Regions from separate parts of the Homo sapiens genome. Here all the other regions are linked to region 3. Evidence: chromatin loops called from intact Hi-C (ENCODE). Cell type or tissue: IMR-90. All regions are shown on one strand. Region 1 has its middle 51 kb from the start of CDRT8. Region 2 has its middle 65 kb from the start of CDRT8. Region 3 overlaps HS3ST3A1 (heparan sulfate-glucosamine 3-sulfotransferase 3A1). Region 4 has its middle 12 kb from the start of ELAC2. Region 5 has its middle 96 kb from the start of ELAC2. Region 6 has its middle 31 kb from the start of LINC02093.

What was found. Hi-C counts contacts between places; a loop is a spot of excess contacts. Peaks named below come from ENCODE experiments on the same cell type or tissue, not always from the same donor. Only the 100,000 strongest peaks of a DNase experiment are listed, where the experiment ranks them.
Region 1: it touches region 3 in a loop (6-fold over the local background); 7 of 110 quality-filtered maps call a loop at or near these places.
Region 2: it touches region 3 in a loop (6-fold over the local background); 13 of 110 quality-filtered maps call a loop at or near these places.
Region 4: a loop joins it to region 3, with 26 times the contacts of the local background. A loop is called at or near these places in 9 of 110 quality-filtered maps.
Region 5: a loop joins it to region 3, with 21 times the contacts of the local background. A loop is called at or near these places in 3 of 110 quality-filtered maps.
Region 6: it touches region 3 in a loop (5-fold over the local background); 48 of 110 quality-filtered maps call a loop at or near these places.

What each region holds. Positions count from the first base shown.
Region 1 is chr17:15,154,706-15,158,705 of GRCh38, forward strand. No RefSeq gene overlaps it. Among named protein-coding and RNA genes, the nearest start is that of CDRT8, 51 kb to the left of the region's middle. In IMR-90, a CTCF peak has its summit at 1,546; no DNase peak of the experiment used is centred here.
Region 2 is chr17:15,169,139-15,173,138 of GRCh38, forward strand. No RefSeq gene overlaps it. Among named protein-coding and RNA genes, the nearest start is that of CDRT8, 65 kb to the left of the region's middle. In IMR-90, a CTCF peak has its summit at 2,480; DNase peaks (open chromatin) are centred at 763 and 2,503.
Region 3 is chr17:13,593,086-13,597,085 of GRCh38, forward strand. The region is part of intron 1 of HS3ST3A1 (heparan sulfate-glucosamine 3-sulfotransferase 3A1); the gene reads right to left. Among named protein-coding and RNA genes, the nearest start is that of HS3ST3A1, 6.8 kb to the right of the region's middle. In IMR-90, a CTCF peak has its summit at 1,866 (motif pointing right); a DNase peak (open chromatin) is centred at 1,896; H3K4me3 peaks cover 789 bases; H3K27ac peaks cover 1,384 bases.
Region 4 is chr17:13,028,328-13,032,327 of GRCh38, forward strand. No RefSeq gene overlaps it. Among named protein-coding and RNA genes, the nearest start is that of ELAC2, 12 kb to the left of the region's middle. In IMR-90, CTCF peaks have their summits at 2,273 (motif pointing right) and 3,676 (motif pointing left); no DNase peak of the experiment used is centred here.
Region 5 is chr17:13,112,399-13,116,398 of GRCh38, forward strand. No RefSeq gene overlaps it. Among named protein-coding and RNA genes, the nearest start is that of ELAC2, 96 kb to the left of the region's middle. RefSeq lists an enhancer at 1-2,744. In IMR-90, a CTCF peak has its summit at 2,306 (motif pointing right); no DNase peak of the experiment used is centred here; H3K27me3 peaks cover 1,466 bases.
Region 6 is chr17:13,335,535-13,339,534 of GRCh38, forward strand. No RefSeq gene overlaps it. Among named protein-coding and RNA genes, the nearest start is that of LINC02093, 31 kb to the left of the region's middle. In IMR-90, a CTCF peak has its summit at 2,453 (motif pointing right); a DNase peak (open chromatin) is centred at 2,457; H3K4me3 peaks cover 718 bases; H3K27ac peaks cover 167 bases.

The DNA.
Region 1 (4,000 bases), 1.6 Mb after region 3:
CTTTGAACCTGCTAAGTAGGCTGCAAGAAAATTCAGTTATTTCAGGTTCCTTCCCTGGTCTAAGAATTGCAACAGAATCAAGAAGGTTTGTGCAATATCTAGCAATGATAGGAAGGGCTTCTAGTCTCCAGTTAGTTGTAACCCTGCTGAAATCATAATGAGTCTATAGTGATGTGTTGAGATTAGAGGCTCACTGCTGCAATACTATCTGTAGGTTTAGTGCAGGAATCTGCATCTCGGCTGAAAGCCTCAGAACCCAGAGTCCAGCTTACCTGAGCATCCTGAAAAGAACTCCCATTACTTCCCACTGTCGAGACTTTAGAAGAAACTCTGTGGGTATGTGCTCTTACCCCACTCTGGCTTCGGTCCTCTCTTTTTATTGTAAAAACAAACTGATAATCTCTCCCTCCCTCCCACTTTCCCTCTCTCCTGGTATCCCTCAAAAAGGATTCCTTAATGGACTTTCATCAATAAGCTCAGGATTTAGTAAAGCAGAAGCTGGGAAGGGAAGTGGTTTACAGGCAACTCCTGCTATAATTGAAATTCTTTTTCAAAGCAAAGAAACATAGAAGACCTGTTTACTTTGGTAGAATGGATGTGGGGGAGGAGAAAACCAACAGAAAACAAAACATAACTGTATTTCTCAAAAAGTTTATTACCACACTAATATCATTTCATTAAACTTCACAGCAAGCTTGTGAGCAGTTAATTAATACAGCCTCCAACTTTTAGATGAAAAAAAAAACTGAAACAAAGAAGCTTTGAATAACTTTCCCAAGGTAACTCAACCAGTAGGTGACCAAGAAAGATTTAAGTTCAAACTCTGACTTCCCTGGAGCTTCTGTTCTGGCTCTGGGGAAATGAAGAGGAAGACAATAACTGGATAAGGCTCGACATCTATCATGACTTGACGGCATGAGCCAGGAAGCCTGTTATTAGATGGAAAAAAAAAAACAGGCTTAATCGCTTGGAATACAGAATGTAAAATGGGATTTCCCTGGTGTAGAGAAAAGGACAATAGGAAGAAGTTGGTTTGAGAAGTAGAAAGTAAAAATCTGAATTATCAAAAGAAGAAATTTAGAAAGGAAGATGTCCTTGGACTCGAGGCTCTGACTTGGATTTTCCACCTGTGAGTCATTCAACTTGTTCCAAAGGCAAGACGTGTTTTTTTTTTTAGCAATAGTTTTGAGTTGAGATTTTTTGTAATGAATTCCAAATGAAAACCCTTGTCCTCTTCGTGGGACAATCTCTTGGTTTAATGCCAAAGATTTACTGTTTGATGGAGAAAATGTTGTCAAAATACGGTTCCCATTCCATAGTCATCAGAAAACACATGGGAGGGATATATACACTTCCTGGACACACACACACACACACACACACACACACACACACACACAACACAGACACATGAATAACTTTCCTAAATAATTTGATGATACATTTGGAATTGATCTCATGCATATTAAACCCTCTGAAAAGTCCATGTCTATGAAGTGAAGCTTTAAATAGTAAGCTTTGTTGCCTACAAAGGTCAAATACACCCTCTTGTGGTAAAATGGCATATTTTATTTCCAGATGATTTCTATCATAGAGCTCACAACATGGTAGTTTGAAGAATAATGAGTACTTGAGAGGAAACAATGAAACTTATAATGCTTTTATGCTGTAATGTCAATGCCATTTTTAAAAAAATATTAATTCTATCTGTCTTATGGACTCCCATAAGCTCTAATTTTCAGATGAAAAAACTGAGGTTCCAAAAGCTTGTATAACTTGTCCAAGGCAAGCCAGCTAAGGAGTAGAACAGTGAAGTAAAACAAAGACATTGAATGTCCTCTCTATTACAACAAACATACCATAATAAAATGGATCCAACTGATTCCCAAAAGTTATGAGAGTTAATTATGAGAGTTAAGGCTGAAAAACTAAGACTGCCTGAAGGTGAATGTAATCTTGTAACAGATGCATGCGTAACAGATTGTATCAATGGTCTAACAGTTAACTGCCATAAGCAGGGGAAGGGGTCAGCTACCCAGGCGCGGGAGGACCTTCATTTTATTATTTGGCTTTCCACCCAATACTTGCTGTCCATCAGCCAATCACTTGTGAGTCCAATTCATCAATATGTTTTCAGTGTCTGATGTCTGCTAGGCTGTCCTAGGAACTAATGATATAGTAATCACCAAGACAGATAAGATCCCTGGCCTCACAGAGTTTATATTCAACCTGGGTATATTGGTTTTCTGTCATTGTACAACAAATTATTCGAGTGTTAAAACAACACTCATTTATAGCATGCAGTCCCCAAGGTCAAAAGATGAGCTGGAGTCCCTGCTTAAGACCAAAATTAAGGTGTTTGCCAAGCACTGCTCCTACCAGGAGGCTCTTGGGGGAAGAATCTGCTTCCAAGTTCATTCAGGTGGTTGGCAGAATTTAGCTCCTGGTAGTTGTAGGACTCAGTTCCCCAGTCGCATGTTGTCTGTCTGTCGGGGCCTCTCTCAGCTCCTTCAGGCTACTCGCATTCCTCATCCCATAGTTCCTCCCTCTTCAAACCAGCAATGACACATCCGTTCCTCTCATGCTTTGACTTCCTCTAACTTCCTCTTCTCGACCAGCTGGAGAAAATCCTCTGCTTTTAAAGGGCTCCTGTGATTCTGTAAGACCCACCTGGATCATCTCTTTTTTTGCCCTATAATATAATCATGGGAATGATATCTAAGCATATTCCCAGCTTTCACCCACACTCAAAGGGAAGGGGAGCATACACTGGTGAAGGTCCACTGACAGTCATTCTTAGAAATCTGCCTCTCACAATGGGCAAGACAGTCATGAAAACAAAAGCATAATTTTTGGTTCTGAAGCCTAAGAAAGGAAATAGGCTGCTATAATAGAGAGAGCTGAATAGTGAGAATGAGCTAGCTGCACAGAAGGAAGAGTGTTCCAGACCAAGAGAAGATCCTGAGATGAAATAAAATTTGGGATGTTCTGGGAATGGAGAGAGTTCAGCAAGGGAGAGAGTGGTGCAAGATAAGGTTGGAGAGTTGTGTCCAAACAAGCTAGTGTGGAGATTTGCAGACCTTGGTAAGGAGCTGGGATTTTATTTTTAACACACTTAAAAGTCAATGAAGCATTTAAAACTCAGGAAGAGTATGAACTGATTTGTATTTTTAAAAGATATTTTTTTTTTGAGACAGAGTCTCGCTCTGTTGCCCAGGCTGGAGTGCAGTGGCGTGATCTTGACTCACTGCAACCCCCGCCTCCCAGATTCAAGCAATTCTCTGCCTCAGCCTCCCAAGTAGCTGGGATTACAGGCATCCACCAGCATGTCTGACTAATTTTTGTATTTTTAGCAGAGACGAGGTTTCACCATCTCGTCCAGGCTGATCTTGAACTCCTGACCTCGTGATCCACCCACCTCAGCCTCCCGAAGTCCTGGGATTACAGGTGTGAGGCAGTGCACCCAGCCAAGACAATTTTAGATGCTGGGTAGGAAGGGGATTATAAGGGAAGAGAAGTAGAATCATGGTAAGAAGTTGGGGTACTTGGTGGATCCAGGACAGAGATGATGGGGCTGGGGCTATTGTGGAGGCAACAGAGGGGGTGTAAGGAGGGCTCTTCCAAAGATACATTTGAGAGCTTTGACTGACAGGACTTCCTGGTAGACTGTTCATTTCTTTGTTATATATCATCACCTAGAATTGAGATTTTACACATTTTAATAAAAACAAATGTAATGTCATTTGCAGCAAATATGTTTATGCACCTGGGAAGAGCAAGAGACTTGACTGCAACCCCAGGAGGAGTGAACAGAGGTGTCAGGGGTTGGGGAGCAGCACTCAGTGCAGAGGAGACCCCATCAGGATGTGTTGGAGAAAGAACGCAGCCCGCCAGCCTCAGGCTTCCAAAGCAGGTATTCTGGAAGGCCAGTCAGCAGGAAGGTGAAACTCCCCACCCCGGGCAGACTCCTTCAAACAGAAGGTCTCTCTTAGCCCACAGG
Region 2 (4,000 bases), 1.6 Mb after region 3:
TCGCTGGTATTCCCATAGCACCCCTGGCCTTGCCCTGGCTGTTTTCTCCGTGAAGAATGAATGTTCCTGCCCCCTGACTCGTTACTTCCTTTTTTTCTTTCTCTCTCTCTCTCTGCTTTTCCATTGGGGAGTCTGGTAAATTCCTAAACTCAATTCAAGAGTCATTTCCTTTCCAAGGCTGTCCCGAATCTATCCCTAGGTGTTCTATCCTTTTGTTACTATTTATCTATTTGTACAAGCACATTTGTCCCCCACAATAGACCATGAGTTCTTGAAAGACTAACAGTGGCAACCAGGGGCCACATTCAGTGCTTTCTATTGCACTAACCACTGTGCTAAGCCCTTGATGTTTCTTACACTTATTATACAATATTGATGATTGCTAATATTTTCATTCTTTATGTAACTCTGCATGCATTAAACTTAAAATATTTATATAAATTCTTACAGTAGTCTATAGCTAGATTCTATCATTATTCCCATTATATAGATGCATACACTGAGCTTTAAAGAAATTCATTCATTTGCCCAAAGTCACTGGCTAGTTGGTGGTAAGCAGTAGCATAAGCACTGACTACGACTCAATGCTGGCAGTCAACTTCACAGTCTTAATCATCTTTATAGCCCCAGGACCTAGCAGTCTGCCTAAAACATAGAAGCTGTCTAAGATATATTTATGGAACCCATATATGACTCACTTAACAAAACAAGACAAAGACCACCTGGATAAGGAAGCAGAAAAGCTTCAGGAAACTTCAGTTTCAATGATACATTCTGGTGACTTCCCTGACCACCCTCTTATTGGCTTCTGTAACAGCCTGGAGATCACTCACCACATCCTGTACAATCCCGTATTTATTTATCTGCCTGCTCATTAGTTCAACTGTCTGCCTCCACTAGTTGATCATAAAGTCCATAAGGAGCTTTGTAACCACAGCATCCCTGGTGCCTGGGATGCTTTCTCTCACTCAATAAAAACTAAGTGAGGCTGGCCCTGGTGGCACACGACTGTAATCCCAGCACTCTGGGAGGCCGAGATGGGCGGATCACCTGAGGTCAGGAGTTTGAGACCAGCCTGGCCAACATGGGGAAACCCCTGTCTCTACTAAAAATACCAAAAATTAGCCAGGCGTAGTGATGGGTGCCTGTAATCCCAGCTACTCAGGAGGCTGAGACAGGAGAATTGTTTGAACACGGGAGGTGGAGGTTGCAGTGAGCCGAGATCGCGCCACTGCACTCCAGCCCGGACAACAAGAACGAAACTACATCTCAAAAACTAAGTGAATGAATGAAGGCATGAATGAAATGCAGCTCCTGCTCACCTCTCTATACAGTGTTTTTGAAATGAATAATGCCAAAAGCTCTCCCTAGTGTTCTGTGACTCAACAACATTCACTCAGGCCGGGTGCAGTGGCTCACGCCTGTAATCCCAGCACTTTGGGAGGCCGAGGCGGGCAGATCACAAGGTCAGGAGTTCGAGACCAGCCTGGCCAACACATAGTGAAACCCCATCTCTACTAAAAATACAAAAAATTAGCCGGGTATGGTGGCAACGCCTGTAATCCCAGCTACTCCAGAGGCTGAGGCAGGAGAATGGCTTGAACCCAGGAGGCGGAGGTTGCAATGAGCCGAGATCGCGCCATTGCACACCAGCCTGGGCGACACAGCGAGACTCCGTCTCAAAAAAAAGAAAAAACAACATTCACTCACTAAACATGATCTGTGTTTTTGGTTTTTTTTTTCCTTGCTTCTCCCTACTACAGGACAATTAAATGAGCATGCGCTGTGGTTAGATGCCACAATTGAGAAATTAACTCTGACTGGTTTTCTCAGGAGTAAACCAGTAAATTCCACAAAAGAGTAAGCCTCCTGCAAGCTTTGTCCTCCCCAAGGGCCTTGAGTCCTGGAGGTCTGGTTTGATTTGACTTTTTGACTTTTGACACTTATTTATCCTCAAGTATCCTGAAGCAATAACCTTTTACAATTTTCTTTTCCTTTCCTACCACCACAATATTGGTTCAGATCCTTGCCTTACATTAAGGCTGTGTAAATAACCTTGCCATAAATCAGAGGACTTCAGATAGGAGGGGAATTTGATAGTCGATCAATATCACACCCCTTCTCCTCACCTCTTCTGAGAAAACCACGAAGCCCAGAGCTATAAAGTGACTTAGATGATGACACCAGAGGGACAAGTAGAACCCAGGCTCCTGGCCTTCTGGCCTGTGTCCTGTTTCCACACCCTGCCTTTCATTTTGAGGCTTAATCTCTCATCTCTTAAGGCCACTTCATAGTCTGTCTCTTTTCTATGTTAATAAGCAGAACTAGGCTTGCTCAAGAATATAGGAAATTGCACATTTATAAGACATCAGATTGATTGTGAGCTGTGCAAAGCAAAAAGATTACATTTCCTATAAATCTGTTTCCACTCAGTCCCGGCCAGGCCAAGCCAGCAGCTCACATTTTGTGGCCATTCCCACCGCCCTGTGGCGGAGGCCTGGTACTGCACACATGGCATGAAACAACCCCCAACAAGCAGCAGGCTGCAACTGGCTTGAAGGTATTTATGCAAGTCGATCTTGACCCACGTTTTTTTCTATGTCCATGAATGGAGCCATATCGGCCTGACTTGAGCATTATTGTTGCTGAGATACAAGAAGGTCACAGAGGAAGTAGAAGAGGTAAATCCCTCTAAAATTCATGACTTTTATTTCATGAGGATCATAAAAGGCCATTGAGAACCATCCTAAGAACCTGCTCATTATAAATCACGCTCTTTAGAAACTACTTTGGAATCTCTGCATCCCTACACCTGTCTCTGAGCTCCACATGTGGAATCTCCCCAGACCCCATGACCTTCATACACATTTCACCATTTCCCAGAGCCAGATTTTTATCACACAACCAGAATCCCGATTGTCAGTTGCATTAACAACAGATCAAAAAGATGTTTTTTAAAAAAAAACCCATATTGGTTCATAGTCTCAGAGGTAACACTGATATACACAGGCCTATGTGATTGTTTATAGTGGCTCTGGTACCATCTAGAATTTCAGGAAATTTAATTTATAGATATTGTAGAAATATAGAAGATGAAAACATACCTTTCATGAATGTCACCCCCTTTCAAGTTGTGAACTAATTATTACAATATATGAGTATATGTCATAGGCAGAGCATCTATGAATAGATTTAAAAGTCACCCCCAAATCATACCAGTTCATCTGCATTTACTGATATATACAGTGCTCATTAGGAATGGCCTGTGGTTCATGTGAATGGATACAAGAACTCATAACTGAGGACGGCTTCTTCCAGAAGAATCAAGAGTGGCTGAAAAAGTAAGACCATTTGTTATTTCAAACAACAAGAGGTCCAGAAGCAGTATGTTTTCAAAATTAGCTCAACACTGTCATTAAGGACCCAAGTTCTTTTTCTTTTTCTACCCCAGCCCCCATACTCAAGGTATTAGCTTGACCCTCATGATCATGTAGACACAGCAAGGCCCTGTTGAAAAGAGGGACATTTGCACCTCTGTGTCTCTTTTATTAGAAGAGAATACCTTTCCCAAAAGTCTCCAGCAGACTCATCCTGGGTTCCCATTGGCCAGGATTGGTCACATGCTGTGTCTTAGCTGCAAGAGAAGTTGGAAAAGTACTCCACAGGTATCCCTATTGTAGGAGGTGGGTCCTGCCAATGAATAGGGGGATGAGTTGTTAAATGACTGTAGAGTAGACCACTAATTACACTACCAATAAGTGTTACCTTTTCATAGCCCAACCAAGTAGTTACAGATTGTCTCTTTTCTTTTTATTCTCAAGTGATCAGTATTGCAATTTGAACTCTTTCCCTGTAAGCATCATCTTTCTATTGCATGGAATACTTTTCTCTCTGTACATACACATACATATACACACATACACATACACAGTGCATATATGCACATATATACACATACATATACACATACACATATACACATGTGTACACACATATACTC
Region 3 (4,000 bases):
GTAAGCAGATAAAATTACTAAGCTGGCCTGGAAAATTGGGACCGTGTTGTCATCTTTGCCATAAGGTGCATCCACAGCTCTGGCCCTATCTATTTTCCCTATAACCAGCTTTCAACCACTGACACCTGTTCCTTCTATGTTTGTAGCCAAAAAAAAAAAAAAAAAAAAGTCATACGCCCAAGTCTGATTTTCCTCTGACCCTTATTTTAGTTTTTAGCTCTTTGTGTCCTCAGAGACCTGTCATTTACATCAACGTTTTTGTTCTCTATGACAGGAAGCTTTGGGGAACCTTTCACACCTTCTTCACTTTACATTTGCCTGCCATAGAAGACAGAAAGAAAGGAATACAAAACTGTCTCTGTGCTTGGTTCGGAAACAAGAGAGTAGGAGGGAGCCGTGAGCCAATATGATTATGAAATCAGCTGAGGGAAAGATCAGCATGTCTGGAAGCAACAGGTGCGGGGCAGGGGAGGGGAAGCTGGTGGGCCCATCCTGGGGGCCCTTCTGAAGGAAAGGAAAGAAGAAACACGGAATAAAAGAGAATCGGCACAGACAGGATTTCAGTATGAGCCCTCATCCTTCAACGCCTGTTAGGCTTCTCCTGCCTTCTTTGCTGTTTTCACCTTTGATTTTAGAATCATTTTAGATATTACAATTGTGAAAAATAGCACAGAGAATTCGCATACTCCTTTCACCCAAATGATCATCTTAGGGGATATCATAACCCTAGAACAGTACAACGATCAAAACCAAGAAACTGACGTTGGTATAATGTTATTAACTAAACTGCATACACTATCCACATTTCCCCAGTTTTCCCATAAATGCCTTAGTTCAGACCCAGGATCCGACCAAGGGCACCCTCGTGTTTACTTGTTAGTAATGACTCACTTTTGTCTCCCCACATCTGGGATAGCTTAGCGGTCTTGGCGTTGTTTTGTATGATCCTGACACTTTTGAAGGGTACTGGTCAAGTATTTTGTAAAATGCCCCTCAATCAGTGTTCGTCTAATGTTTTCTCAGGGCTATACTGGGGTTACGGATTTGGGGGAAGATTACCGCACAGGTGAAGTGCCATCCTATTGTATTATATCGGGGATCATGATCTCAACACAACAGGGAATGCTAACCTTGGTCACTTGGTTAAGGTGGTGTCTGTCAGTTTCTCCACTCAATCTGTCCTATTTGTCCCTTTCATCCTGCCTTCCTTTAACCTGACCACCACCCTGCATCCCAGCCTGCTCTCCCAGGCCCTGGACTGCAGGCGCAGAAACGCCTGTCCTGTCGGAACTCTCAAAGCGCTTTCCTGTGAAGCTGTCCCGTGTGTGGTGGACAGGATTCTCAACAGGGCATCTCAGGCACCTTAAGGGTTAAACAGGCTTCTGTTTAGAATGACAGGATCCTCCTCCAGAGCCACACAGGGGAAGGAACAGGCCTGCATTACTGATGTTGAAATAAAATCATCTGGAAGTATTTTCATTTGAAGCTGGCTTTCAGACACAGAGGCAAAACACACTAACAAAAGTAATCTGGGGCATATGGTATTCCTTTCAGTCATAGGCATTTTTAATATAAATCCCCTAATCATTTATATCTTGGTTTTCAGTTTATTGTGAAGCCAAATCTCTTATTTCTCTCCAAAGAATAAATTCCCTGCCTAAAAGAAGTGAATTATCCTTGCTTGAAAAAAAGGCAAAGTGCAGCTCATCCTTACTAGACAGATCATCTTGCTATAAGTGCTACCTAAACACAAGCTTTTGTTGCTGCTGTAGTTTCTTTTTTAAATTGAGACTGCAAATATGCTCTATCATGATGAGGTTTTTCAAAGTTCTCCCTTTAGGGGTTCCTTCCTGACTCCTCCTCCCACTAGGTGGCGCTACATATCACATTCAAAGCGGGCTGTTCGAGTCGGTGAATAGTTTGTGTTGAAACCTTTGCAAGAATGTCTCTCGAACTCCCGACGGCAAGTACTAAACTTCATTGTTAATTAAACACTTCCCCGTCTCTTTTCACATTTATTGTCATCAGACAACTGAAACAGGCCAGTTCTGAATTTCTGTAATACAGTCGGGCAATCTTAGGATAAATGTAAGTTTTTAGGGGCCTGAAGAATCATGACCACATAGTAAGGCAAAAATTCAAGAGTTACATCACGAAGGCAAGAAACTGGGGAAAGGCTTCCATTCACTAACTCAGCATTGCCTGGAATATGATCTCAACAGTGCCCCCCAAATTCTTCCCTACTCAGGATGTCCAATACTGCTCAGAAGTTCCCCAATTACTTAATAACATTCCTCTCATAAATTCAATTTCTAAATTTTGGCTTCACAACAGTTTATTTATTCACTATATAAATATCCCCCAGAGAGATTTTTAAACTGTATCAAATTAGCAAAGGTTTTAAAGTGCTGACAAGCATTTTTAAGACATCCTTATAAAATGCAAAGATGAGGGAGTACAATTTCCTCTGATTACATATTAGAGGCACATATTTAATAAGAAACCTTATGTTCACAATTGCAACTCATCGCTTAAGCAGAACAAATTTTCTAAAAGCTTGGAGTTTACTATCATTAGGAAACCCATACCAAGAAACGATGCTCTTTTTCAGCCAAGTTACTATCACTTGGTGGAGGAAGATTTCCCCCTAAGGAAACGAGCTAAGAATATCAAGTTCCCGACTGGGCCCAGCAATTTGACTGATGGTGATTGCAATTTGCAATTGTTCAACTGTGTCCCGGAGAGATACGAGGCCTTTTTGGTTGTTGTTGTTGTTGTTGTTGTTGTTGTTGATATCAGAGAGTTTTGTTTGCTCTGCAACACTCTTCTCATGAAGTAAGCATCTGGTCTATGTGAGGTTAGCCCCTATTGTCATTAATTACACAGGCTTATTTCATTCCCATGACCCTGCCAAAATACAGATTTGGCACTTATTCTTTCCTGGCCAATCAACAGACTTATTTAAAGGAGACAAATATTTTGGCCAGGGTATTTTCTTTTTAAAGAGCAGGCAGGAGATTATAACGTAGTGGTGGATTTTCATGGAAGTCTGTGAATTTCACATAAAGTATAAGAGCGTATTATAAATCTCATCCCTGTAAAGGAATATCCATTCACACAAGGCATTCCAGTCCAAGCTCTACCAAGTGTTTTTGGTGTTGTTTAATGCCCGGACTATGATCTCAATAGTGTCCCCAAACTGTTCCCTACTCAGGATGTCCAATATTGCTCAGAAATTCCCCAACTACTTGGTAACTTTCCTCTCATAAATTCCATCATTGTCCCTGCCTTCTCGGTGTCTGCTCCCGCATGTGTGAGGGTGTGCGCGTGCGTACACACACACACACACACACACACACACACAGAGGAACTAGGCTGATCAACTTGCACTTCTGGTTGTCTATTGGGGATGAGCCCAGAGTTCAGACATTTAGCAAACTAGATGACAGTATTTTGGGTCCCCAGCCTGTGACCAGGTGGGGAATGTCTAGGTACTGAGAACTTCTATAGACAAGTACGCTAGACTCAGAGTCCAAAGTAACATCTCACTCTCTTCCTAGCCCTCATCTATTCCCAATGTTCTTTCCTCTGCTCTAAGGACAGAGCGCCCTTGGCCATCAGTCCACATGACCTTGCATGGGCGGCCAGACTGCAGCTTCGTGGCTCGGATTTCATTTCAAACTCTTCACACAGAAGGGGCTTGCACAGTACAGGAGGGTGGGAAACTGCACATGGAGGGACTTTGCAGCTGCTCCCAGCTGCTACGAAATGCCAATTTCTCCTCCTAGGAATCGAAAGGGCCTCTGCTCAGTATGCCTCTCTAATGGACTTGAAAAACGGGGCCATGATCGTTCGAGGCCAGAAAATTTCAAATTTGGATGAAGTCAGGGGAGCACTAGCTCCTAAACTGTGAGCTGGACAATCTTTGATCTTCCTGTATGCTCTAGAATAAAATGATTCTAGTGATGTCCTTCTCTGCTGAAATTGTCCAGATTTGGCT
Region 4 (4,000 bases), 560 kb before region 3:
AGATACATAGATAAATAGATGATAGATAGATATAAATATACCTAGAAACATAGATGATAGATAGATAAATATAAATCTTTTATTATTTATTTATTTATTTGCTGCTTATTCAGTTTTTGAGATGGAGTCTTGCTGTGTTGCCCAGGCTGGAGTGCAAAGGCACGATCTCGGCTCACTGCAATGGCATGATCTCAGCTCACTGCAACCTCCGCCTCCTGGGTTCTGGCTATTCTCCTGCCTCAGCCTCCTGAGTAGCTAGGACTACAGACACATGCCACCACACCCGGCTAATTTTTGTATTTTTAGTAGAGATGCGGTTTCACCGTGTTGGCCAGGCTGGTCTTGAACTCCTGATCTCAGGTGATCCACCTGCTTCAGCCTCTCAAAGTGCTGGGATTACAGGCATGAGCCACTGTGCCCGGCCAGATAGATATAAATCTTTTAATAATTATTTTAAGGAATTGGCTACAGTGATTGTAGAGACAGACAAGTTCAAAATCTGCAGGGTAGGCTGGCAGGCTGGAGACTCGGTGAAGAGTTGCTATTCAAGGCTGAGGACAGCCTGCCGTCAGCATTCCTTTTTTCTTTGGGAAAGTCAGTCTTTTCTTGAAGGCCTTCAGCTGATTGGATGGGGCCCATCCACACTACAGTGAGTCCTCTGCTTTACCCAAAGTCCACTGATTTAAATGTTAATGTCACCTAACAGATCTCTCACAGAAACATCTAGAGTAATGTTTGACCAAATACCTGGCTACCATGAGCTAGCCAAGTTGACACACAAAATGAACCATAACACATTGGTTGACCTTAGTTACTTCTAAGAAACTGAGTTAAAAGTGGTCTCGTCTGATGTCGGAAGGAGGGGTAGGGGTGGAAAGAACAAGAGTGGTGGATGCTGGCTGTCCGTTGCTGAGGAAGCGTACCTCCGCCTGCCATGGTGAACTTGGCTTTGGTGATTTTTAAGGCACTGGAAAACTGAGTACCCTCATAAAAGCAGTAACAGCTGCAATTTACTGAGCACTTACTGTGTGCCAGGCATCCTGCTAGGTGCTTTTCATGGTTTATCTTGTTTGGAATTACTCTGGCTCCATCTGGCAGACACCATGCACAGCTTTCCCTGCCTGGGGTCAGCTACCTCCTCAGGCCTCTAACTCAGGAAGTTGGCTGGACACAAGGCCCATGTCTCTGGGACCCACCAATCTTTCCGATCCCTGCTCCACAGATTGGGAAATGTTTTTCAAGAGAGATAACGAGCAGGAGTTTCTCTTCTCCTTCCTTAGCTTGAAGCTTTTGTCCTCTCCATGTCCCCAGGGGCTTAGGCTTTTGAAACCAAATCCTGGAAGACTTCTTTGTTCTCAGCTCTCTCTTCTGCCTAATTCCTCCAGAGAGTGGGCCTAGCTCTTTGGTGAGGGAAGGGCACAGGGGGACTTTTCCTGGAAGAAAAAGTTGGTTAATATTTTTAAAGACATTACCCCACCTCATTGGTGACAATCGATCATGTCAGCGCATCTCCTTTTCCTGGCCATGTATTTTACTTTTCTTTTCCCTTCCGTCACTGCTTCCCTGCGCCTCTATAATGTCATAAAGGAAGGGAGACGAGCTCAAAGCTTTGAATATACCTGACCATTACTGACTCAAGACAATGCTACAGGCTCCTGTTTTATAAGAGAAAAAGAATTCATGGAAGCTTTTCTGGAATACGGCTTTATGTTCATATTCTACCCACTCCTCTCTCTCTCTCCTCATAACTAAAGGGAGCTGGTAGCAACCACCCTGCTTTGCAGCTCAGCTGGTAGAATGCCTGGAGAGCAGCCAGTGGCCTGGGTTCAATCTCCTGATAAGTCATCAATTTCTTTCTCACCCAAAACATCTGGTTTGGGATCCTGAGTTATGAGCTAATATTAAATATAAAAGTTTATAGCATCACATATATAATGCTGTTGATTAGAAACATCAAGAAAAGTAATTGACTGGAAGGGACTTGGTGTGACCAGCTGCTTGAACATCTGGATGGTATCCAAGGGGCCTGAATTGAATTCCCAATTCATCCATTCGTTCTTGGCCAGCAGTATCTGGTTTGGGATCTTTAAAGATTTGACTCTCCTCCTTGGCTATGGCTTTTTCTCAATGTTTTATACATAAGCGTGTGAGTGTGTGTTTCAGTTAACTGAAAAAAGCTAAAATAAAATCAATGTAGTTTTTATCTTCTCTTGCATCTGTTCATTAGACATTTATGGTTTTTATGATTTCCCGAGCCTCATCGTGTTACCAACAATGAACACTAGGGGGCAGTGTACACTCATGTTTTTCCTCCATGGGCTAAGATGTGTGAAGAGTGCCCCAATCCACCTCTCCATCTGGTTTGCAGTTGAGATGCCCAAGAGCGGGAAGGGTTCCTACCAGCATGGGGCTTTGTTCTCAGAAAGCTTCTCTAAGATACGTTACTTAGATACATCCGTAAAATCCCTCAGTCAACTGCACCCCTGTGGCCTATAGCCTGAAGTTAACCAAGTCTTTTCGTGACAGCCTATGTTCTGTTTGCTGAATAGCTGCCTCTCCTTCCTTTCTCTTTTCTGTTGGGTTTGGTTCCTGCCAGAACAACACGGATTTGCCCATCTCCCCTGACACACTCCGGTCCAAGGTTTAAGCAGGGCAGTCATTTCCTTACTGGAATCCCTTCCCAAACAGCTTCTTCCCAGGCTATCAGGCAGAAAGTATTTTGCATCTCCTGTGCCAACTCAGACTGAGGTAGCTGCTTGGAGTATTGTTTTGAGAAGGCCTCAGGGTCCAGGCTCAAGAGCAAGAATGCTATGCTCGATTGGCAATGTCTTCCTCCCTTCCCTTCCCTCCTTCCTTCCTTCTGTTCCTACCCCACTCCTTCCCTCCCTTCTCCCCTCCACTCCTTCCTCCTTCCTTTCTTTTTTCCTTTTTTCTTTTCTTTCTTATTGAATTCCGTTGAAGAGCCAGGTACTGGGCTAAACATTTCAATAGTGGACAAGATCATCTTGGTTTCTGCCCTCACAGAATTTACAAACCAATGGGAGAGACAGTAAAAAAACTGGGCACGTGGTAAGCCCTATGCTAGGGAAGCAATCGCGTGGTGTGGGGCACGCAGAAGAGGTACCTCACCCAGGCTTGGGGGTGAGTGATGAAACAAGGATGCATACCATAAAACCAAGGAGGGAAGGGGCAAAGAGTCAAGAGTCAAGGGGGAAATGTTAGAGCAGAAAAATACATGCAGGCAGCTCTTGCTTTTCACTTTGCTGCTCTGAGTCAATCTTTGTCTAGAAACCACCCATATCCCTCACCTGCAGATGTCTTAAGTGGCTCTGGGCTATTGGAGTGGCAAAGTCTACGGCCTGCAGTGGCCAGGAAGGTAAGATGGGTGATCCAGAGGATCAGAGCAAGCTAAGTCTCTGTGCTCCATCTGAGGGGGTGGTGCTCCGTCTTGAGCCAGGCAACAGTGGCTCTGTAAAACGCAGGCTCAGACAGTGTCAGATCTCGGGACTGTTTTGCAATGGAGGCTGAGAACTAGATTTTATGTGAAATTTCCTGAAAATATTTACTAACACTTTATGGGCCAAAAAGCTTAGGCATGAAGGCAAATTTAGGCCCTTGGGGATCTCTGGCCTAATGGCGCCTTTGCGTCCATGTCCGCCACCTAGTGGTGGATGTGGGTTCCTTCACTCTGTTTTTCTGTAACAGCAGCCGGAACCAACTTCCTTCCTTGCTCCCTTCTTAAATTTGGCTTTTGATTTCCAAAAAAAAAAAAAAAAAAAAAAAAAAAAAAAAATTGTTATGAAACGTTTAGGGTGCCACCCTGATGGCGGTTTTCGCCTTTCTTTTCCGGAAATCAGTGAAATCGAAGTTGGGGCGGATGGGGATGATGTTGAGAAGGCTGTTTGGGACGTGGGGGGTGATGACAGTGACGGGCTTGAGCACCTGCTTTGCTGGTGTGAACTTGCAGGCTGATTCCAACCGATTGAATGAAATATGATTA
Region 5 (4,000 bases), 480 kb before region 3:
ATGGCTGAAGCCCCTGTGACAAAAACAATTAACAAAAGGAAAGCATAACAAATTTATGTAATAAGTTTATGTAATACGGGAAACTTCAGAAATGAAGTCACAAAGAAACAGGTAAACCTGTGTATTTTCAGTGCTTGGTTTGATGGAGAACTAAGTAGACCTGGAGAAGAGTGACTGTATTTTTTAAAAGTATGCAAGAAACTTGTGGGAACTTAGCAAAGCTGATTTGTTCAGATTCTTCTCTGTGACCCTGCGTCTTCAGAGAGAAGAAAGTTCCTTTCCTCTGGGCATAGAAAGAGCCCCCGTGGAACGAGAATCCTGGGACCTGATTCAGGGGAGAAGGGCAGAAGAAGGTGAGAGTCACTTTCCTGTTTCTGCTGTTTTCTCAAATGTGAATGTACCATGTTTTAGGGTATCCTGAACCCCATCTCCCATCCACCCTGCCTCGGCCCATAGTCTCTTGTACTGTTTAATGACAAGAGCAAATTCCTTATCCTCGCCAAGATTCGGTTTCCCCATCTGTAAACGGAGATAATGATGAGCTCACTTCATACTTTTACTTCATTGTTGCCAGGGCTAAGGGAGTGAAGCTGGCAATAGATAAATGGTGCCTGATACCATACACCTTGCGGGGCCATACAAAAGGACACAGCACTCTGTCCTCCTAGATTGTTAACTTTCAGTCTTAAATAAAAGAGCTAGGGAAGAAAAAGCTGTTAAGGGGCCAGTTTGAGAAAGAGACAGTAAGTAACAGTTTGTTTCTCAGGGGGCGCAGCCTCCCCTGGGTATGGGCAGGAATTTACCAGGCAGCACACACACAGGGCACTTTGAGCACAGCCCACTTACCTGCTAAGACTTAGGGGGTGTCTGAGGCACTCAGAGCACTGAGCGGGCTATTGTGGGCCCCGAACCAGGAAAAAGCGTCCCTGTAATTGAGCAAAATGCACCCTTTCTCTGGGTTAAAATTCCCAAACTCAAAAGGTTTCAAGTGATCTTATTTTATTGTTATTTTCTTTAACAGGAGACTTTGAGGTGTGAACTGAAAGTCGTTACTCCTCCCCTGAGCTTGACTGCTGGGTTACCCAGAGGAGCCCAGTGTCCTGCAATGAATGGGCATATTATGCCTTCCATTAAAAGTTGTGGCTCTTAATTAAAAACGTGATCGTGAGTCTTTATGGAGACATTGTTTAGGTTTTCTTTAGCTGTTAACACATAATAAATCATTTTAAAAGGACCTTTTCCCCTATCTTTTAATGGTTAGTGCATTTTAAAAAAGTGATTTGAAAATAAAACTGGGATTAAATTTAGTGTTTGACAAGGTGCTAAGGGGCTCACCACCTCTGCCAGGATAAGACAAGAGGGCTTTACTTCATTTGCTACTGACCTTCTTGTTTTCCTAGTTCTAGCCTGGCTTGATCGATTCAAATGGCAGGGTGACTTTGGTGTCAGAAGTTTAACTGGCAGGTATCAGGAAAAGCTGCAGGCAGCCTATGCCACCCCATCTTTCCTTTATTATCTTGCAATTACAAAGCATTCAACTCTGCTGAGAAGAAAAGCCTGCTTTTTTTTATGAACTCTCCAGTAATGCTATAAAGCAAGGAATGACGTGGGTCGCGTGTGGGCGCATGTGTATAATCCACGAATGCCGGAGACCTCGCCCTCATTCTGTCTTCCTAGCACAGGTTCCTTGAGAGTGCAGTGAATGGCTTGAGATCTTGGCTGCCAGTCATCTTGGGAGTTCTGAGCGAACAGAGGCAGGGACTGGCTTGTGTCTGAATGACGGTCACAAAGACTTCTGCATTTATTGTGCAAGTTCTTAGGGCCCTTGGGTTGGATGGAACAGAGGACTCAAGACGGAAGGACAAGCCGGGAGATGTGGCACCGTGGGTGTGCAATGTACCTATAGGAATGCCTGCAGACAGCATTCCTCTGCAAAGGAGGAAAACAATACTCCATGCGGGTATTATGAGAGGGCACGTGCGAAAGGGTTTTTGCAAACTGAGTGTCACCAGACAAATAGGAGAGATGATGATGATGCTTCTGCCAATTCTGCTTCACAATCATTTTCAAAAATCATTTCTTTGCAAAATTTCTAGTTGGCTGAGAAGATGGTTTCAGCTCTCTGCGTCCTGCATTCTAATGAGATTTCCAGATAGAGAAAGGCACTATGTTGTTTGCTGCTAGGCAAGATGCTTGCTGTCCATGACGTTTTCCTTGCTGCGAGGTGCCCATCTCTAAGCTAGGATTCGGCCTCAGAGCCTCGGTGTTGAGCAGTTTCGCCGTGAGGCCAGGAGAGGGCGGGCTGCCCCTCTGCTCTTCCGCTCCTGGGCTCCCGTCTCCCTGTCCTGGCTGTGACCCTCACTCTTGTGTGCCACGGAGACCACACACATGGCGGGCAGTGGTTTTTCATCATGTTTACTGAAGGGAAAGGGAATTTAAGAGGAATTCTCCAGAAATTACAAAATGCCAGACGTCTCATTCCTGGTTACAGCCCATTCCAGCGTTTATCCCTGATTCAACCTGGGGTCACTCTCGGCTCAGACTCTCACCTCCCGCAGCCTCTCTCCTCTGGCTTTGCCCAGCCTACTGTCTGCCTGCCTCCCTGGCTCTCGCTCTCAGTCCTCCCTCTGGGTCCCCCCGCCCAGTCCCTACCTCATAATTTTCTTTTTGTATCTCAGGCCGGTCTCCCCATCTCCCCCACCTCAGAGAAGAGGAATGATCTCATTGCTTTCACACGTTTCGAGGAAGACAGTAGCTTCCATCCAGCCTAAGCAGAAAACCCGCAAAACTCATGACTTCCGCGTTGACCTGGGAGTGCACCTGCCAGTACGTGGCTTTCCACTTTGAGAATGAATGACAGTCATTCCCTTTCACCTGAAGGAAAAGCTCTGTCCTCTCCTAGTCAACTCTGCAGCCTTCGACTTTAGAAAAAAGAATCTTCTAGCAGGAAGGCTTAAAGGGGGTCCCCGATGACCGGTCCAGTGGGCCGGGCTTGGAATACAGTGGGTGGCAGTGAGCTGCCCGCCGCTGGGGGCAGCTGGTTTCATCTGGAGAACCATGTTGTCTCTCCTATAGCTGCAGTCCGGTGGCCTAGTCCTTCTCTCTGGAAACATACGAAGTGAACCTCATCATTTTCCTGACAGTCCTGAAGTTATTCAGAGACAGCAATCACATCTGGGGTGTTTTCTTTTCCCGGTTAAAAAAATCCCCGTTTCTGGGCCGGGCGCGGTGGCTCACTCCTGTAATCCCAGCACTTTGGGAGGCCGAGGCGGGCGGATCACGAGGTCAGGAAATCGAGACCATCCTGGCTAACATGGTGAAACTCCGTCTCTACTAGAAATACAAAAAATTAGCCAGGCGTGGTGGCAGGTGCCTGTAGTCCCAGCTACTCGGGAGGCTGAGGCAGGAGAATCGCTTGAACCCGGGAGGCGAAGGTTGCAGTGAGCCGAGATCCTGCCTACTGCATTCCAGCCTGGTTGACAGAGCAAGACTCCGTCTCAAAAAAAAAAAAAAAAAAAAAAAAAAATACTATGTGCCAACAGTAAGCACTCAGTAAGTAAAAATTCTAACACTGTTATATTTCTAGTATTATACTCTTAAATACTATCATTTGATCAATCCTATCTACACAGAAGTATAAAACAGATGCAATGCATGAAATAGAATGAAAACAAAATCTCGTTCCTTTCCCGGTCCGCTAATTCCATTCCTACAAGAGCACCTGTGCAGATTTTGTGTGTATACTTCCAGGTATTTTCTATGCATGGACAAGTATACATTTGTATATAATCTCTCTCCCATGAACGGCTTTATACTAATAGGTACAGCTATGTCTTAATTTTTTTCCACATAATAATAAAATTGGGACATCATTCTAGCCTTTCCATCTCAAAAAGTAGAAACCTGCCTCATTTAAAAACTATTTTTATGGCCCGGCGTGGTGGCTCACTCCTGTAATCCGAGCACTTTGGGAAGCCGAGGCGGGTGGATCACGAGGTCA
Region 6 (4,000 bases), 260 kb before region 3:
CCAAGCCTCTTAGAAAAGTTGCTGGTTCACTCAGATCATTTTCCCTAAGTGCAGAGATGTTACTCCTTCTGCCTGAGGTATAAGATGGCAACTCCCGCCTGCCTCGCTAGACCCTTCCCAATCAGGGAAAACTTAGTGAATCAGTTGACCCTATTTTGTTGTCATGTCAGCCTCCATTCTGCTGTTTTGCTGCTGCTGCTTGGTGCTTGGGCTGGAAAGTGGTGGTTTAAATGTCCAGCATCTCACCCGGACGTGATATCTCATGCCTGTAATCCCAGCACTTTGGGAGGCTGAGGTATGTGGATCATTTGAGGTCAGGAGTTCAAGACCAGCCTGGCCAATATGGTGAAACCCCGTTTCTACTAAAAATACAAAAAATAGCCAAGCACTGGTGATGCGCGCCTGTAGTCCCAGTTACTTGGGAGGCTGAGGCAGGAGAATCGCTTGAGCCTGGGAGGCGGAGGTTGCAGTGAGCCTAGATCGCGCCACTGCACTCCAGCCTGGGTGACAGAGTGAGACTCCATCTCAAAAAAAAAAAAAAAAAAAAAGTCCAACATCTCTTCCTTCTGCTGGGAGTAGCCACCTCTTTACCTGCTTCTTTTGCAGCGTTGACACCTTATCCCCACCACCTGCACCCACCCCTACCCCTGCACCTTGCTCTAACATGTGGTCAGAATGGGGTGACTGCCAGCTTCTGCATGAACTTTCCCTCTACAGCCACGGTGATTGTCTAGGGGAAAAGGCAGAAAACTCAGCTAAACCAATGAGTCTTTTATGGAGATTTATTTAACTACATTGAGTGGCATCTTTTCCTTCTCTGATGGTAAAGCTAGGAATATGTAAGAGCAAAAATGGCTGAAAACTTTGCTCTAGTGTTGAAGGGAAAGCCATGTGACAGGAAAGAAGAAAGCCACTGTTCAGCCTGAAGCAGAGTCCACTGATGCTCAGAGAGAGTCCTAGTATCATTGCAACCCGCCATTCAGCCATCTCGAAGATACCAGGATCCCACTCTTCCTGCAACTTAGCTATACACATCAATTCAGTTTCCATTTTGCCTAAGCTCGTGCAACTTTAATCTCTTTCGCTTGCAGCTAAGAGTTCTGCCTGTGTAGCGGTCTTATAATTATCTGAATTAGAGCAACACTGAATGAGCCTACTCGCCCTTTCTCAGGTCTAAAAATACCATATAAAATATTCGTGAGAAATTAATATAGTTCCTAGAAAAGACTTTGCCAACGCTTGTCCATTTGTAGGATATTTTAAGTAGCCTTTAAACAACAATAACTCCCTTTTGGAATGAACAGACAAAAGGAAGAACTGTTCTTCTGAGATGTGAGATCCTGGGATATGATTCAACAGGACTTTTTGTGGGAATGGTTTTGCTGCATTTTTCTTTTCCAGAGGGCAGAAAAGAAAAACCATGTTATTTTCTTTTATTGTATGTTATAAATGCATATAATTTCCAAAAAATCAACAAAGACTTCTGATGTAAATGTGTATTAGTTTCATCTAACTTCTTTAAACGCCATCACATACCTAAGGACTTGGGGAGACATATCTATTTTCACAGTTCTTTCCGATTCTAATGAGCTCTGAAAAGTTTATTTCAAAATAATCCTTCTGTATTAAGCGCTGGCTCATTGACAGGTCCCCTTTTATCGTAATTTCATGAAGTTTATTTTCCAAATGAAGGTTTATTTTTGCATGGAATTCTGAGGTTCTGCATTGTGTATATGAAGCAATTAGTTTGGGATTTCTGGAATTTATTTTAGACCAGACAGATGTCTTCAATTTACACACTCTGGGAGGTGACAAACCCTATTAACATTCGAAAGCTATCAATTTGCTTTATCTTTGTTCTTAAGCACACCCAGCTACGATCCAGGGTAATTCTTTTTGTTTGATTGTTTATTGGTCTTGTGTTTTTATGTAGACAGAAGTAGGAATTTAAGGAAAACACGGAAGATAGCTTCAGTAATTTTATCACTGTCAAAATCTAGTGGGTTACTTTAAGAGCCACGAATCACACCTGTATTAGAAATGCATTTTTTCCTGACTAAAATTCTTTCCTTTTAGTAACCACCATTGAAGTCTAAAACACATACACAGTAGCTACTCATCTTTTAAAGTTTTTCTTTATCACGTTGGTGACTTATGCCTGCTATTCCCTTGCTTACATTGTCTTTTTTTAATCAATGGTTGTTTTTACCAGGTAATAGAAACATATCTCTAAGCTGCGTAGACCTCAGCATGAATCTGAGTATTTTTCTATTCATTAGTCAAATCCTTCGTAGTCAAAAGTAAGTGCACTCCCATTGTGTACAAAGTCCTAGACTGTGTTGATTTGGGAAGGAGGGTTCAAATGATGTCCCCGTTCATTTTTATTCTGAACTTGAAGACCAAACCAGGGTTATTATTTTTTTTTCCGATGCATTCTGCAGCCACTAGATGGCTCCGGAGATATGCTCGGGTCTTCTCCAGAGTCAATTACTTCGAAACCTAACAACCTAAATTGCTATTTACTTCTCACATCGAAGTCCAAAACTGCACGCGCATTTTGCTGATTATAGGATTTAAAAACTGAGAGTAGGACCCAGAACTTGATCTGAATAAACTCAGCCCACTATTGGGAAATTTTGTTTACAAAATTTGCTTTTTATTATGACTGCCGTATTTTATTTTCAGTGAATGTGGGGCGTATTGTTACTGGCCAGGAGAAAGTTAGAGACTAACAGATGTCATCGGTAGTGTCAGATCTAGATCAAATGCAGAATGATTATACATCCTGACACAATTGTTTTTGAAATATAGGATAATCCATTACGGACAGGATGTCTGACAACTCTAGTTTTAGTGACATTGTACTTGACTTTGAGCTCATGCTGTTTCCTTTATCTTGGATTAAGTTATTTATGTATGAGTCCAATAGAACTGAAAACACTTAGAACTAAGATTAGAAGGATACTTTCTTAACATGACTACTTCAGACTACCTCAAAAATATATATCAAAATATATTTAATGGTGAAATATCATAAATATTTCTGTTAAAATGAGGAGGAAGAAAAATATGCTTACTGTCATAATTTAAAATTTTCCTCTGGATATTTTAGATAATGCAGCAAAATTTTCCTCTGGCTGTTTTCGATAATGCAGCAAGTCAAGGGAAATAGAAAAGGTATTATAGAAAAGGAGAGACAAAATCATCATTGTGTGTAAATCATAATTTCTTTCTTCTAAAAAAACAGAAGGTTGGGATAAGAAAATAGTGTTAGTGGGTCAGTTATAAATAAATTGTACAAAATCATTAAAATTTTTAAAATAATTCTACAAAAATCAACTTCCTATATGCAGCAATTATCAATTAAATTATAACAAAAATATATTATATTACAATATTCAAGTATACTGAAAAGCAATGTATATTACCATACAGCAATTACTCTCCTGAGTGGCAAAAAGACACTTTAAAAAATGAAAGATTATCCTCTTTTGGATGGGAAGAATATTGTAGATATATCAATTCTACCTTTAGTTAGCTTATAGTTTTAATGATAATCCAACAAATATTGCTTCAGAATTTTTTTTCAAATTTCACAATTTTTTTTGGAAGTTCATGTGAAAAATCAATAGAAGAAAAGATCCAAGAAAATAAGGATGAGAGGCAATTCCATTGTTAAATACTTTGTTTATAATTTATCATCAACCTAAAGTAATCACAAAAGGCACTAACTACTCAAAGAGAAAAGTAAGTATTCTTAGATATACATGTGAATTAGTATTTAGTAGGGTAGCACTGCAAATTTTTCAATAAAAAAACAGATTAATTCAATAAATTGTTTACTATTTTAAAAATAACAAATTTAATTCCCTACCACATACAATATTGCAAAATAAAATCCAGGTGGATTACAGAGAGAAAATGATGAAACATAAATATATAAGAAAACTAAAAGTGCTGATTTGAACATTTGCACAATGATAGGGTAAGAAAAATTTTT